Linked DNA regions of Homo sapiens: region 1 is linked to region 2. A link is an interaction called in ENCODE POLR2A ChIA-PET data of the cell type or tissue named here. Cell type or tissue: OCI-LY7. All regions are shown on one strand. Each heading gives the region's core, and the rest is flanking DNA. Links, peaks and the distances in the headings are about the cores only.

The links. Peaks named below come from ENCODE experiments on the same cell type or tissue, not always from the same donor. Only the 100,000 strongest peaks of a DNase experiment are listed, where the experiment ranks them.
Region 1: POLR2A ChIA-PET joins it to region 2 with 5 read pairs; 1 of 35 experiments calls an interaction of 5 or more read pairs at or near these places.

The regions. Positions count from the first base shown.
Region 1 is chr12:113,127,285-113,131,667 of GRCh38, forward strand. It overlaps RASAL1 (RAS protein activator like 1), which reads right to left. Exons shown (of 21, transcript NM_001301202.2): 2 at 3,601-3,657; 3 at 781-894; 4 at 528-589. Among named protein-coding and RNA genes, the nearest start is that of RASAL1, 6.3 kb to the right of the region's middle. In OCI-LY7, for the core only: CTCF peaks have their summits at 1,813, 2,015, 3,630 (motif pointing right) and 3,830; DNase peaks (open chromatin) are centred at 2,287, 3,207 and 3,657; H3K4me3 peaks cover 3,085 bases; H3K27ac peaks cover 3,905 bases.
Region 2 is chr12:113,028,730-113,033,112 of GRCh38, forward strand. No RefSeq gene overlaps it. Among named protein-coding and RNA genes, the nearest start is that of DTX1, 26 kb to the right of the region's middle. In OCI-LY7, for the core only: CTCF peaks have their summits at 2,384 (motif pointing left) and 2,587; a DNase peak (open chromatin) is centred at 2,272; H3K4me3 peaks cover 751 bases; H3K27ac peaks cover 1,274 bases.

The DNA.
Region 1 (4,383 bases), core at 166-4,165, 98 kb after region 2:
CAGAGTAGCTGGGGTGCTTATCATAAAATCTGAATGTTGAACTAGGCAAACAAATTAACTGCTCAAAAACTAAAGACAAGGCTGGGCATAGTGGCTCACACTTGTACTCCCAACACTTTGGGAGGCCAAGGTGGGAGGATTGCTTGAGCCCAGGAGTTTGAGACCAGCTTGGGCAACATAGCAAGACTCCGTATCTATAAGATATTTCTGAAAAAATTAGCTGGGTGTGGTGGTGTGCACCTGTAATCCCAGCTACTCCAGAAGCTGAGATGGGAGGATCGCTTGAGCCCAGAGGTTCAAGATTGCAGTGAGCTATGATAGCACCACCGCACTCCAGCCTGGGTGACAGAGCAAGACCTCATCTCTAACAACAACAATTAAAAGCAAACAAAAAGTAAAGACAAAAGCAACAAGAGAAATAAGTTTCCACTGAAGGCTCTGTGCTTCACCGTGCCATGTGCTATGCCCCTGCAAATGCCCACCCTGGGCATGGCCCCCTCCTCCCTCTGCCCATGTCCCTCGCCCACCTCGGGGGTCGGCTGTAATCGCCTCCCTGCTCAGCGAGATCTTGCCGATGATGTCGTCGTGCCTGCAGGAAGGCGGGCACGTGAAGGTCTGAGTCAGGGGCCCCTTTGCCCCGCCCCAAGAGAAGTGGGGGCAGGTGTCAAGGTCTGGGTGGGAGGGCACACCCTCGTGGGCTGTGGACCCACATCCCCTCTCCCCTCAGGTGCCCAGGCTTGGGTCCCTAACCCACACATTCCACTTTCCCCAACCACAAACCCGACAGTGTCCTCATCCAGCACGTAGAAGGCCAGCTGGTGGAAATCCAGAGGCAGGTGCACCGTGTACTCCTCCCCCCAGAAGGGGCCCAGGCTCCTCCAGACAGTAGCTGTCCTGCAAAAGGAGGTGCAGGGGGCTGGGGTCCTCGGGCCACACAGGAGGCAGACACCTGGAGACCCAGACACACACACACACACACACACACACACACACACACGGGAATCCAGACACACACACACTCAGAGACCCCCCACATGAACCCAGTTAGAGGCCCAGACACACACACACACCCAAGGACAGCCACTCCAAGATCCTAGATATGTACTCACCCAGGGACACTGGAGCATGTATGAATCCAGGCATAGAAACACACACAGACCCCAACACTCACATACCCAGAGTATCAGACATACACCAGAGATCTCAACACACACACACACACACACACAGAGGCACATACACAAAACACACACATGATCCTACACACCCACATACAGGGCCCCAATACACATCTAAGGTCCCAGATACACAGAGACCAACAGACATGCATAGCAACCAACAGAAACATATGTGCAGATACACACACACGGATTCACACTGAGACAGAGTTGCTCACAGATACACCAAGGAGGCCAGAGACAGAGACACATTTACACATAAGCAGATACACATATGCACCCTCAGAAAGTCCTAAAAACATGTACCTTTGTGTTTGGAAATCCAGACACCAGACACATGCAGATAGACACATAGAAAACAGACACATATGAAAACATATGAAAATAGACATATGTCGGGAACACAGAGACACACTCAGAGATCCAGAGACACACTCTCACACACTTACAATGATACAAGGCAGGTACACATAGAGACACACACACAGTCATACAAACACACAGTCACTGACACACACACACACACACACACACACACACAATTCCATTCATTCATTTGTTCATTCGTTTACTCCATAAACATTCACTTGGACTATGGGCCCAGCCTGTGCTGGGCTCCAGGGATCAGAGGAACAGGTGTCAGGGCTGCTTACCCCACAGACCCCCCTTCCACAAGCAGGCGCTCTCTCCCAGCAATTAGGACATGGTGGGAGAAGTCCTGGGATTGGGGTTAGCTCAATCGCCCCTGGTTGGGTCGTGGGGGTAGGGTCGGAGGGGATTAGGGAAGGCTTCCTGTAGGAGCTAGTCAGGCAAAGTGGGGAGAGACAATGAGGACAAGGACAAGTATTCCAGAAGGCTGGAACAGCATGGGCAAAGGCCCTGTAGCAGGAATGAGTTTCGTGAGCTGAAGGAATAGGAAGGTGCCTGGTGGGAATGGGGGAGGGAGAGGGGCCAGGAGACAGGAGGTGAGCAGGGGACAGAGCACTCGGGGCTTTGAAGCACACAGTGAGCAGGAGGAAGGCACAGGAAGGATGGGGACCAAGATAAGCCCAGAAACAGGTGCACACACACAGCATCTCTGCCCTGACATCCCTGCAGGGGTACTTCCCTTTACCCAGCAGAGAACAGATTCTACTTGCCCGGTAAAGACACACCCACATTTGTGGATGCAAAGTTTGGTTCTCATACCTGTTGCTCCCTTCCTCCCTCCTTTCACCACACTGTGCCCTAAGAAAGAGTGCACATATGCGCGCGTGCGCGCACACACACACACACACCCCGCCTTCTTCCTCCAGCCCAGCGGCACCAACCTCAGATGGACCCCCAGTGCTTCCTCCCAAATACCCTCTTCCCCCAACCTGACCTTTTCCCAGCCAAAGGTCTTCTGAACATTCCCCAGCTCCTGAGCTGAAAGGCTTCTTACAGCCCAGAGAGGGAGAGACAGCAGCCTGGGGTCACACAGAAAATCAATCTGTGGGTTTGGGGTGGTGTCAGGGAATGTATCAAGGGGCCAGCATGAGCACTGGGAGGACAGTGGAGGGGAGTCAGTGGAGGGGGGAGCTACAGCTGACCCCTCCCCCAGGCAGGCTCCCCACCCCCAGCTCTGAGCCCATCTGGACCAGAATAGGAGCATCCTGAATCCTGCCGTCTCCATAGGAACCAAGGCCTCAGCCACCCACCAGCCCACCCACCCCCATCAGGCCTCCAGGGGCTGAGAGCTGTCCCTCGGCCTGCGGGGGTGGGAGCCAAGCAGGGCGCAGCCTGATATCCCCCTGCGAGACTCACTGACACCCCAAACATCCTCACACCTTCACATGTGTCCACACCGGTGCCTTTGTGACCAAATCAGCTGGCATTGGTGTTCACATGCATGTGCAGGGCAGCCATGTGCACGTGCATGTACATGCACCCTACACTGGTACACACACGTGAGCCTGTGCCCTGCACAGCCACGAGGACATACACACGTGGTCACAGGCACTCACACTAGCCCCGCAACATCCCCCACCCCCTGCAACTCACAAGCAGGCCCAGCTGGGCGGGTGCACACACAGACACACATGCACATGCCCACGCGCACAGACATCCCCAGTGCCCGCAGCACCCGGCAGGCCCGGAACCAACCAGTCCAGCCAAGCGTGAGATGCCCGCCCCCAGGGAGGCCACTGTAGGAGGCACAGGCTGGCAGCGCTGAGTCAGCCCCAGGGAGCCAGCAGGGACAGCATTAGGTCCAGAGGGGGAAGGCAGGGCTGGTCGGGGAGAGGAGCTGGCAGTCCCAGCTGGACACAAATCACCCACCTGCAGGCCCGCGAGTCCCCCTCAGGGTAAGCACTCCTTTAAATGTGAATTCTTGGTCCCAGATTCCCCAGGTCTAGAAAGAGACCCCTCCCTTCCTCCTCTCCCCCGTGTCGCCACCCCTCACCTGGCCACCACCTCGTCGTCCACTTTCACTAGGCAGTAGGGGTCGCTGCTCCCAGACCTGCAGAAGGAGGGAGTTCAGGGAGGAAGCAGGTTGAGAGGGCAGCCATGAGTGGAGGGTCCCAGTCATGACACAGGCAGGGGAGTCGGAGGCACAGACAGAGAAGGGGACTTGCCCAGGGTCACACAGCAAGTCCAGCTCAGAAGTAGAACCTTAGGGGACCAGCAGGAGATGTCACAGCTGCCCAGGCCACCACATCTGTGCACTCTGGGCTTCCACCCATAGAAATAGAACAGGGAGGCCTGAGGCCAGCAGGTTCTGAGTCCTGGCCTCGAAAAGCCCAAAGCAGAGGCCCAGAGCGTGTGTGGGGGGGGTGGGGGGGTCTTGAATGCCTGGCTTCACCACCCTCTGGCTGTGCCATCCCAGAGAGTCCCCTTCCCTCTCTGGGCCTCAGTTTCTCTGCTCTATAAATCAGGTGTGATGCTCACATACACCTCCTAGGGGGCTGGAGGAACTCAAATGCTGGGCCGGATCATGGTCTGGCCCCCAGCTCTCCCCTGCAGGGGCTTTAATGCTGTGTCCCCAGCTTTTCATTTCAATGGGAGCTTCCCTGGGAAGGGGACTCCCCATTCCTCAGCCCTCCATGGGGACAGACTCAGCAGACCCTCCCTACAGGCAAAGACCAGGGAACCCAGGCTTCAAAATCAACCCTCGAAATCTCTTAAGATGTGCTGCACCCCCTTAAGTAGCTATGAGTCATCTGCCAATTCAGGCCAGCTGCATCCC
Region 2 (4,383 bases), core at 229-4,228:
TACCATGGATTTAAAAAAAAAAAAATAGGGGGCCAGGCACAGTGGCTCACACCTGTAGTGCCAGCACTTTGGGAGGCCGAGGTAGAAGGATCACTTGAGGCCAGGAGTTCAAGATCAGCCTGGGCAACTGAGCAAGATCCCATCTCTACAAAATATTGAAAAATTAGCTGAGCATGGTTGTGCACTGCTATAGTCCCAGATACTTGGGAGGCTGAGGTGGGAGGATTGTTCAAGCCTGGGAGGTGAAGGCTTTTGTGAGCTATGATCACACCACTATACTCTAGCTCAGATGACAGAGCAAGACCCTGTCTCAAAAAAAAAAATTATAAAAGATCCTTCCACCTAGTAATGTTTAATACTGAGTAGCTGGCAACACTTGTCTGGGTATCAAGAGTGACTTGAGATAGGTAGGGGGGTGGGCAGAGTTTGGGGGTCCTGAGATAACAGGACCAGTGCTCTGAGGCAGTGCCCTGGGAAGGACTGACAGCCTGGCACCCCCACAATGTGCCCCTGAACAAGGGATTTCAGCCTGGACAAAGGGGCCCGTGCCCCAGGCAGCAAAAAGAAACAGCTGAGGACCACCCTGGTGCCATTTGATTGGAACAGTGGACATTCCAGTGGAACCCAAGTTCAGAGATGGCCAGTGACTAGGGTCTCAGCCCCTCCTTGGCACTGCTGGAGATCCCTTCACCAGGGAAGAAAGCCCCAAAAACCACCAAGGTGGAATTTTCCACTCTACATGGATGGGAGCCTGAAAACAAAACTAGGCTGATTCAAAGAAAATAAAGGCATGCGTTACGTCCAGCACACCTGAGTTTGTGGGCTGTGAGATATTCTCACGCCCATTCTACAGGGGCCCCTTCTGTTCTTTCCTACTTGGTGGCCGGTGGGACTTGCTAAAACTCCTCACTTTTAATATCTTCGTCCTTAAAGCTGGATCTTCTAGAGGGATTGAAGAAGGATAGACCATTCAATCCAATCTTCATTTTTTTTTTTTTTTTTGAGACAGTCTCACTCTGCTGCCCAGGCTAGAGTGCAGTGGTGTGGTCTCAGCTCACTGCAGCCTCCAACTCCTGGGTTCAAGCAATTCTCATGCCTTGGCCTCCCAAGTCGCTGGGATTACAGGTGCCTGCCACCACATCCAGCTAATTTTTTGTATTTTTAGTAGAGACAGGGTTTTGCTATGTTGGCCAGGCCGGTCTCAAACTCCTGACCTCAAGTGATCCGCCCACCTAGGCCTCCCAAAGTGTTGGGATTACAGGCGTGAGCAATTGCACCTGGGTGATCCAATCCTCATTTTACAGAAAAGCAAACTGATGTCTAGAGACTTGGAGCCACTTGCTGGTCTCCCCTGAGCTCAGGTGATCTATCCACCTTGGCCTCCCAAAGTGCTTGGATTACCAGCGTGAGCCACTGCACCCAGCCTTTTTTTTTTTTTTTTTAAGCTGGAGTGCAGTGGTGTGATCTCAGCTCACTGCAGCCTCCACCTCCCAGGTTCAAGCAATTCTTGTGCCTCAGCCTCCCAGGTAGCTGGGACTACAGGTATGCAGCCACCACACCTGGCTAATTTTTTGTATTTTTAGTAGAGACAGGGTTTTGCTATGTTGGCCAGGCCGGTCTCAAACTCCTGACCTCAAGCGATCCACCTGCCTAGGCCTCCCGAAGTGTTGGGATTACAGGCATGAGCAACTGTGCCTGGCTGATCCAATCCTCATTTTACAGAAAAGAAAACTGATGTCTAGAGACTTGGAGCCACTTGCGATGGTCAGCAAGTCGGTGGCTGAGCTAGGACTTGAACCCAGGTCTCGCACTCTACCCTTGAATTCACTTCTTTTTCGGCTTCTACTCTTATCTCCATGGCCACTTATCTCAATGATCCAGTGGGTTTTGCTGGTTGTTACATACTTGCTGTGCACTAGAGCTCTCTCTATGGAACACTTTTGTCCATTCCACAGGGAACGTTTCTAAGATTCTAACGTTTCTAAGGCAGGGGATGTTTCTTTGACGGGAGATTGCAATTGTTGAGCACGTTGTCATGTAAAATAGCTTTCCATGAGCGGACATAGGGAGGAAGACAGAGAAGTTCTTTGCTGTCCCTAATTTCCCCTTGCTTTCTCCATGCTCACTATTAAAGGAAAACACTGGTTTCAAACAGTTTCATGTGTCATCTTACTTCAAGCATGACAGCCCACCTGCACAGGGTGGTTGCACATCCGTGGTCAGTATCCCCGGCCTGCCAAGCGTGCAAGTCCACAGGGTGGCGTCTGTCCTGCTCACGCCTCCTCCTCCTCTCTCTCTCTCTCCATCTCCTCGCCCCATCTCCCTCCTTTTCTCTCTTTGTGCCTGATTTTTTTCTTCTACTCCTGTACTCTTGGCTCAGGGTGGCTCTGCTCTTGCTGCCATCTTGTGGTATTAGAGAGAATTAAATTAGCCTGAGCAGGAAACAGAAAAGTCCTAGAATATGGTTAAGTACCGTTAAAGCCACTGTAATGTGATTAGGGAAGGGAGGTCCATTCTGAATCCTGATGCACATAACCAGGGCATCTTTAAGCACTTGAGTGTTTCCACATCCTGTGCATTCACTACTCACTAGGAGTGAATTATTCTTCTAATTATTCACAAATTATTCACAAATTATTCTTCTAATTTGGCTTCCTACAAATTCAGGGACACTGGATGGGCTCTACCAAATTAACCCACTGTGGTATTTTGCTATGTATTCGAAAGACAGGTCTTCCCTATGGACCTCAAATTTGACCATTACGGATGGATTCACATCTTGGAGTTCTGAAGACAGTCCTATTTTTAAGAATTACCTCCTAAGGTGTTAATAAGGTCCTTAAAAATAAATGGAACAATGTTGTTCACAGATTGGAAGACTTGATGTTAAGACGGCAATACTACCCAAAGCAACACACAGAGTCAATGCAATCCCTGTCAAAATCCCAATCGTATTTTTTGCCAATATGGAAAAACTCATCAGAGTTTCAAGGACTCAGAATAGCCAAAACAATCTTTAAAAAAAAAAAAAAAGTTGCCTGTTCTGATTCCTTGAAATTCTGTATCAAGACTTGATACAGAGCTATAGTACAGTAATCAAAACAATGTGGTACTCACACAAGAACATGTGTGTCTGTGTGTGTGTGTGTATCAATAGAATAGAATTGAGAATCAATAGAATAGAATTGAGAATCAATAGAATAGAATAGAATTGAGAAGCCAGAAATAAGCCCTCACATTTATAGTTAGTTGATTTTCAATAAGGGTGCCAAGACTATTCAATGGGAAAGAATGGTGTCTTCAACAAACGGTGCTGGGAAAACTGAATATTCGCACACCAAAGAATGAATTTGGATCCTTACCATACACCATATACAAAAATTAACTCAAAATCAATCAAAGACCTAAATTTTAAAAGCTAAAACTATCAAATTCTTAGAAGAAAACACAGAGGAAAATCTACATGACCTTGGATTTCTTAATATGACATTAAAAGCCCAGGCAACAACAAAAAAATAGAAATTATTAAGATTACAAAATTTGTACATTAAAGGATACTAGCAAGGCAGGAGATGGGGCTTAGCTCTGGAAGCAGGGCTCAGACACCAGACCAAATTGAGGACTAGCTAAAACAGGTCTGGGGCAGAAGCAGCTTTCCATAAGACACACTCACTAGTGTGCCATGTCAGTTTACCATTACCATGGCAACACTCCAATGTTACTGACCCTTCCCATGGCAATGACCCAACAACCCAGAAGTTACCACCCTCATCCTAGAAATGGCTCCATAAACCGCCCCTTAATTTTCATATAATTAGAAGTGGGTATAAGTTTAACTGAAGAACTGCCTCTGAGCTGCTACTCTGGGCACACTGCCTATGGGGTATCCCTGCTCTGCAAGGAGCAGTACCTCTGCGGCTACTGTACACCACTGCTTCAATAACAGTTGCTGTTTAACACCACCAGCTCATCCTTGAATTCTTTCCTGGGTGATATGGTTTGGCTGTGTCCCCACCCAAATCTCATCTTGAATTGTAACTCCCACAATTCTCACATGTTGTGGGAGGGACCCAGTGGGAGGTAATTGAATCATGGGGGCAGGTCTTTCTCATGCTGTTCTCATGTAGTGAACAAGTCTCACAATATCTGATGGTTTTAAAAAGAGGAGCTCCTGGGCCAGGCGCGGTGGCTCACGCCTGTAATCCAGCACTTTGGGAGACTAAGGTGGGTGGATTGCCTGAGGTCAGGAGTTCGAGATCAGCCTGGCCAACATGGTGAAACCCCATCCCTACAAAAAATACAAAAATTAGCCAGGAATGGTAGCACGTGCCTGTAGTCCCAGCTACTCAGGAGGCTGAGGCAGGAGAATGGCATGAACCTGGG